3 separate regions of the Homo sapiens genome follow, and regions 2 and 3 are each linked to region 1. Evidence: chromatin loops called from intact Hi-C (ENCODE). Cell type or tissue: dorsolateral prefrontal cortex. All regions are shown on one strand.

Evidence for each region. Peaks named below come from ENCODE experiments on the same cell type or tissue, not always from the same donor. Only the 100,000 strongest peaks of a DNase experiment are listed, where the experiment ranks them.
Region 2: it touches region 1 in a loop (4-fold over the local background); 2 of 110 quality-filtered maps call a loop at or near these places.
Region 3: it touches region 1 in a loop (4-fold over the local background); 20 of 110 quality-filtered maps call a loop at or near these places.

The regions. Positions count from the first base shown.
Region 1 is chr5:55,603,052-55,605,551 of GRCh38, forward strand. LOC124900980 (a long non-coding RNA gene) reads right to left here and starts at 2,011. Exons shown (of 2, transcript XR_007058776.1): 1 at 1,841-2,011; 2 at 169-485. RefSeq lists an enhancer at 777-1,976. In dorsolateral prefrontal cortex, a CTCF peak has its summit at 1,040; a DNase peak (open chromatin) is centred at 1,050; H3K4me3 peaks cover 956 bases; H3K27ac peaks cover 2,098 bases.
Region 2 is chr5:55,324,055-55,326,554 of GRCh38, forward strand. MTREX (Mtr4 exosome RNA helicase) reads left to right here. Exons shown (of 27, transcript NM_015360.5): 3 at 78-144. The region is part of intron 1 of LOC124900979 (a long non-coding RNA gene); the gene reads right to left. Among named protein-coding and RNA genes, the nearest start is that of MTREX, 17 kb to the left of the region's middle. In dorsolateral prefrontal cortex, a CTCF peak has its summit at 960 (motif pointing right); no DNase peak of the experiment used is centred here.
Region 3 is chr5:55,671,354-55,673,853 of GRCh38, forward strand. It overlaps SLC38A9 (solute carrier family 38 member 9), which reads right to left. Exons shown (of 16, transcript NM_173514.4): 4 at 1,210-1,342. Among named protein-coding and RNA genes, the nearest start is that of SLC38A9, 40 kb to the right of the region's middle. In dorsolateral prefrontal cortex, no CTCF peak of the experiment used is centred here; no DNase peak of the experiment used is centred here; H3K4me3 peaks cover 1,134 bases; H3K27ac peaks cover 1,929 bases.

The sequences.
Region 1 (2,500 bases):
AAAAAAAAAAATCATTCTGAAACTGACATGATTTGCAATGTTCTGTTTTGAGGCCCCTGCTAATGATGAACTCTATCAAAAACTGCTCAGAGAGAAGAAAATGATAGTTTTTTTGAAAGAGAAGGAAAAGATTTTGAAACAGCAAGTTTTACTTGTAATACATGGCTCTATATGACAAAGTCGATGCTTTATTCCATCATTCTCTCAGTAACTCTGGGAAGCCAATACCCAGGAAAAAGCAGTATCAATAATACAACTAATTTCATAATTATCTGTCGTCACTGAGGATCTTGTGGCCTGGGTGACTGGATGACGTGGAAAACGTTCTTCAAATTGATAAAACGTATTTGATTTCTATCTACTGGTAATAGAATAATATGAGTCTATTGTGGTTTTAAATTCTTTGTACTCTTACCCCTCTCCCATTGGTTTAGTGGCATTGAGGGCTTTTGTTATGTACAGCTCCTCAGGTGGGGTCTAAACACCTAAAATGCAGACAAAGAAACTGAGTCAATGTCTAGCTTTGAGTTTTAAAAACTTGGCTCTGAAGATCTAGAAAGAAGTAGTGTGCCCAGCTCACTGTGCCCCAGTCAGAAATGAGTACTATAATTGATTTTTAAATTTTTGTTAATAATAGTTTTTAGTTATTTTCTAGCTGTTAGCCATTCATACTTTCTCTTTTGTGAATTGTCTGTTTCATGTTCTTTTCTTATTTTTTCCTGGAATATCTTAGGTGCCCCCACTTATTTCCATGTAAATCTATCATACATGTAGCAAATATTTTCCCAGTTCGATCTCTTTTAATTTAGTCTGTGATTTTTTTTGATTTACAGAGTTTAGCAGTTTTATGTAATCAAATCTACAGCTTTTTCCATGTGATTTCCACTATGGCTCTTAAACTTAGGAGAGTTTTTACCATTAGGAGAAAAACTTCAGCTGAATTAAATTCAAAAGAGTTTAATTGAGTGATGAATGATCTGTGAATTGGGCAGCATCCTGAGCCAGAGTAGGCTCAGAGACTCCAGCGCAGCCACGTGGTGGAAGAAGATTTCTGGACAGAAAAACGAAAACGAAGTACAGAAAACGGAAGTGAGGTACAGAAACAGCTCTGGATTGGTTACAGCTCAGCTGTTTGCCTTCTTTTAGCATGGTTTGAACAGTTGGCCACATTTGATTGGCCAAAACTCAGTGACTGGCACAAGAGTAGACTATAGTCTGTTTACCCTTCCATTTAGGTTATACTTCATGATGTACAGAGAAACCTTTAGGCCAAATTTAAAATATGTAATAGGGCAGCTTTAGGCTAAACTTGATTTAACATTATACATAGAGAGTTGAGAGAAATTCATGTATAATTTCATCTATTTTGTTTGCAGTTTGATTTTTTTTTTACAATGAACTCTTTATTCTTATCAGAAATTTTATTCATTTCATCAACAAATATTTCCTGAGTGCCCTTCTGTGTCTGACAAGGTGTAGTTGTTAGGAATAAAATGGTAACCAAAATGCTTAGAGTAGGAGAGGAGATATGAGTGAGTGACAACAGGAGACTTTCATGCAGCTGGGGAGAGCTGTCATAAGGTGGTTTGACTGCTCTCAGTGCAGTATTAAGCCTAAGCGAAGTCGGGCAGGGTTGCGAACCATTGGAACCTCTTGAAATCTTAACTTTGTTCCCACAGAATGCCCCCTAAGTTGATAAACTAAAACAGTTTCTGCAGCAGGCTAAATCTGATTAGTCATGGAGCATTATTCATGCTCCAGCTATTAGGCAAAAAGTCATCAGGAGCAAAGAAACCAAGATAATTCTTTTTAAAAGACTTAGAAAAACAACAAAACATACCTTCACCAAGATTTCAAATCAGGATTCAGAGTAGCAGGGTTGTCTGAGATGAGGTAGACCCGGGAGGTGCTGGGCCCGGTGGACAGGGATGAGGCCTGCTTTGCAAGGGCACTGTTTGGTGGTGTGCTTGAGCAATGGCCGACTCCAGGATCCATTCAAGCACCACATCCCCCCGCCAAAAAAAAGATGTAAGAGGAGATTAATGTTTTCATGTCTTCTAATACAACATCCATTCTGATTCTGTACCCCATGGATCAAGGAATAATTTCACATTTAAAGTCTTATTATTATTATTATCATTATTGTTTTTTTGAGACCAAGTTTCGCTCTTGTTGCCCAGGCTGGAGTGCAATGGTGTGATCTCGGCTCACCGCAACCTCCGTCTCCTGGGTTCAAGCGATTCTCCTGCCTCAGCCTACCGAGTAGCTGGAATTACAGGCATGCACCACCACGCCTGGCTAATTTTGTATTTTTAGTAGAGACGGGGTTTCTCCATGTTGGTCAGGCTGATCTCGAACTCCTGACCTCAGGTGATCTGCCTGCCTTGGCCCCTCAAAGTGCTGGGGTTACAGGCGTGAGCCACCGCACCAGGCTAAGTCTTATTATTTAAGAAATACATTTCTTAAGTTGATAGCTGCTGTAGACAGTTATTCTTCTGAT
Region 2 (2,500 bases), 280 kb before region 1:
CAGTGCAATGTGAGGCTTATTATCAAATTATAGAAAAGTAATTTGTTTTTGTGTAACTTTAAACAATTCTTTTTAAGTTTGGCAGACCTGATGCCCAGAGTCAAGGTACAATCAGTTGAAACTGTTGAAGGGTGTACACATGAGGTAAGCACAAACAGCATACAGAAGGTTAGTGTTACAAATGGGATTTTTCTTTGGACTATCTAGTATGATGATCAGCAAACAGTTTAGCCATGAGGACCTTGGAAACAATAAATAGTTTCCATGGGGTACCTAGTGGAAGAGTTGGGGCTTTGTAATTAAACTTGGGTTCAGATCCTCCCCCAGCATTTTTCTTAACTATAATCTTGGGTAAATTTCTTATTTTAACTTTTTTTTTTTTTTTTTTTTTTTTTTTTTTTTTTTTTTTTAAGGCAGAGGTTCGCTGTTGTCGACCAGGCTGGAGTGCAATGGCGCAATCTCGGCTTACTGCAACCTCCGCCTCCCGGGTTCAAGCAATTCTCCTGCCTCAGCCTCCTGGGTAGCTGGGATTACAGGCGTGCGCCACCATGCCCGGCTAATTTTTGTATTTTTAGTAGAGATGGGGTTTCACTATGTTGGCCAGGCTGGTCTCAAACTCCTGACCTCGTGATCCACCTGCCTCAGCCTACCAAAGTGCTGGGATTACAGGCATGAGCCACTGCGCCGGGCCAATCTTGGGTAAATTTCTTAACCTCTTTGTTTATTTAAAAACATTGTTTTTTTGTAGTTTTTAAATTTGCAATAAAGGGATCTACCTTGTGGTGTGGTTGTGAGGATTATAGAAGTAAATTAGGTAAAGTACCTAGCACAGAGTAGGTGTTTAGAGCATTCATACTCCTAAAGTTAAGTAACAGTGCTATTTTTGAAGGTTACATGCTATTTCATGTCTTGCTCCAATGACTGATAAATTGCAGTTTCTTTGTTCTGCCACAAGATGGTGGTCAGAGATAGCTTGTATCCATTTAGAAGTGAGAATTTATACACATTAGGGACATGATGGAACTATAACACTATTTCCTTCTCAAAATTTTTTATTATAAACATTATAGCAAGTTATTTTTAGAGGTAATTGGAGAATCTCATTAAAAGTCTGTTGAATAAGCAGAGTAATCCAAATTAACAAAAAGACTTTCAATGTAGGTTTAGAACCTTATCTTTTTTTTTTTTAACTTCAGATTCAGGAGGTGGTACATATGCAAGTTTGATTTTTTCAGGAGGTGGTACATATATGCAAGTGTTGTTTTTTTGGGGGGGTTTTTTTTTGTTTTTTTTTTTTTTAAGAGTCTCACTATGTCATCCAGGCTGGAGTGCAGTGATGTGATCTCGGCTCACTGCAACCTCCACGTCCCAGGCTCAAGCAATCCTTCTGTCTCAGCCTCCCAAGCAGCTGGGATTACAGGTGCGTGCCACCACGCTTGGCTAATTTTTTTTTTTTAATTTTTTTTTTTATTTTTAGTAGAGACTGGGTTTCACCATGTTGGTCAGGCTGGTCTCAAACTCCTGACTTCAAGTGATCCAGCCATCTTGGCCTCCCAAAGTGCTGGGATTACAGGCATGAGGCACTGTGCCTAGCCATGTGCAGGTTTGTTACATGGGTATATCGTGTAATGCTGAGGTTTGGGCTTCAGTTGAACCCGTCACCCAAATAGTGAACATACTACCCAGTAGGTATTAAATAGTTTTTCAACCCTTTCCCACTTCACTTCCTGCTGTTGGAGTCCTCAGTGTCTGTTGTTCTTATCTTTATGTCCATGTGTACCCTATGTTTAGCTCTCACTAAACGTAGTGAGAATATGCGGTATTTGATTTTCTGTTTCTGCGTTAAATCAGGATGATGGCCTCCAGCTGCATCCATGTTACTGCAAAGGACATGATTTCTAGAAATTTATCTTTTAAAATATTTTTCTACTGAAAGTCTCTTATGTTTCTTTAGAGGTAGTACATAGTGTCTGACAGGTGTGATGTCCATTTGATTATTCAAGATATGTTAGACCCTATTCAGTTATCTGGGCTTATAAAAGATGGAAAAACATAAACATGGCTGGGCACAGTGGCTCACGTCTATAATCCCAGCACTTTGGGAGGGCGAGGCAGGCGGATTGCCTGAGGTCAGGAGTTTGAGACCAGTCTGGCCAGCATGGTGAAACCCCGTCTCTACTAAAAATACAAAAAAAATTAACCAGGCATGGTGGCATGTGCCTGTAATCCCAGCTACTCAGGAGGCTGAGGCAGGGGAATTGCTTGAACCAGGGAGGTGGAGGTTGCAGTGAGCTGAGATCACGCCACTGTACTCCAGCCTGGGTGACAGAGTGAGACTCTGTCTCAAAAAAAGAAAAAAGAAAAGAAAAAAGAAATACAAACTCTATTCTCAGGAGGTCAAAAGCCCCTTCTGTGCTCCATGATTATCTTCAAGCCCACCTTTCTGTCACTTCTTCCCACTTTCTCAGCAGGGTGACTTTTCCTCTTCACAGGCTTGAGG
Region 3 (2,500 bases), 68 kb after region 1:
TGATCATAAACAAAATGAAGAATATCATGTGACCTCAAAGTCTAAGACATTTAGTATCTGGCTCTTTGACTCCTGGTTTTGATCAATAAAAGAATAATGCTAAATAAGAAACTACTATATTTATGTGTACATATTTCAGTTTCCCATTCTTCTTTTTTTTTTTTTTTAAGAGATGGGGTCACATGGCCGGGCACAGTGGCTCACGCCTGTAATCCCAGCACTTTGGGAGCACAGTGGCTCACGCCTGTAATCCCAGCACCTCAGGGTGGGTGGGTCACGAGGTCAGGAGTTCAAGACCAGCCTGGCCAACATGGTGAAACCGTGTCTCTACTCAAAATACAAAAATGAGCCAGGTGTGGTGGCGCACACCTGTAACCCCAGCTACTCAGGAGGCTGAGGCAGGAGAATGGCTGGAACCCAGGAGGCAGAGGTTGTGGTGAGCCGAGATTGCGCCACTGCACTCCAGCCTGGGTGATAGAGCGACACTCCATCTCAAAAAAAAAGAGATGGGTCACACTCTTTTGCTCAGTCTGGGTGGGATGCAGTGGCACAATCACAGCTCACTGCATCCTCAAGGGATCCATCCTGGGCTCAAGGGATCCTCCTGTCTCAGCCTCTCAAGTAGCTGGAACTATAGGTGCGAGCCATCATGCTTGGCTAATTAAAAAAATTTTTTTTTGTAGAGACAGGGTTTCACCATCTTCTCCAGGCTGGTCTTGAACCCCTGGGCTCAAGTGATCCTCTTGCCTTGGCCTCCCAAAATGCTGAGATTACAGGAGTGAGTCACTGTGCTTGGCCAGTTTCCCATTCTTGTAGAAAATTTCTAAAAAAATATTTCCCTTACAGCTTCAAAGTTAAAATTGTCCACACTAAGCAGAACATGTTATTATTTGCTATTAGTCAATGGCCTAACTTGCCATTTCAAAAGTAATTTATCCTCCTCAGAGATTTGGGGAATGGGGATCAGGAGAATTTAATCCAAAAAAATCTCCAGGTTGTTGTCAACATAGAAACATTGTTTCAAATTTAGATAAGAATGAACTGGCCTGAGATGTAGGATGTGTGTTAATTACTATCTTTGACTTTGCATGATGCTGTCCTTGAAATACAGTCAGAAAGAAGTTCAATCACTGGGAGGTGCCCTGGCTTATATTGTTCACTGTTCATTTCAACTGAATTTTAGACTATTAGTAATGTTTTGTCTCTTACCAGTGCCTTGTCTGCAGGAGTGGTGAGCCGGCTGTAGTAATGAATTCTCTTGTTCATGGCAGAGGCATGGTCACTAACCCTCTGAATGACATGATTCACATTCACGATGTTTGTGGGCTCTATACAGAAAGGCCTACAAAGGGAATATACACTTGACAAAAAGTGTTCAGCCAAAAATTCTGGAAGTCAGCCTTTGAAGAAAATAACTTCTTATCCTCCATTAGTAATGGGATGCACAAAGGCAAGGCATTGACTTCTCACTTTTGGTGCAAACAGAAAATGTTACAAAAGAAGTATTATCCTATCCACAGAATAAAGCTTTTGTCTCATAACACTTTTACTTTAAGCACACTTTTTTTGTAATCTTCAGGAATTTAGCAACCGAGAAGACAAAACAGAAAGAACTTAAAACAGTTATTAAAAAGAAATACAGCAGCTATCAATTTCCAACAATGAAACTTAAGACAGCTTTGAATAGTCTCTCAAAAAAGCTTTTGGCACTAAATCAGAGAAATTATGGACTAAAATGTCCCTCTCCTGAAGAGTCTCTACTCCTTCCTTATGGGCCCAAGTTATTTCCTATGATAAACAGAATTCTTATTCCTTGGTTCATGTATTAAGGATTAGTGACCTCAACTATCAGATCCCTTATGAGACTTATCCAACTCAGTATAAAATGGAACATCATGACAATGGAGATATTTTGCCTCATTCTACTTTTTGCGGATTTTAGTAACATACCCTTTTATTTATATACATGCTTCCTTTCCACGTCTGCATCCTAATCAACTGCAGATTTTGGTGTTCAATCATCCTTTTCAGTCATCAACCTCTTCAGTTCCTTTCTGAAACTCCCTCATTTTCTTCTGAAGTTTCCAGTAATATACTATCCAAAATGAAAAGACCAGGCAGAGTTTTATCAAAAGACTGTATCCCTCTGCTGATTCTTAGGCTCCTTGAAATCATAAGTGACACTGTGCCCCAAATTGCACATAATTTGCCATTTCAGGCACAGATCCAAAGAAAGAAGAAAAAAAATCCAGATTTATCATTGGTTCCACTAACTCCTCTATACTTATGGTTCTGAAAGGAACTTAAAATGTAGTAACATATGGTAACCATTTCTGGAGATACTGTTAATCTAATCTTTTTTTTTTTTTTTTTTTTGAGACAGAGTCTCACTCTATCGCCTAGGCTGGAGTGCAGTGGTGCGATCTCGGCTCACTGCAACCTCCACCTCCTGAGTTCAAGCAATTTTCTGGCCTCAGCCTCCAGAGTAGCTGGGACTACA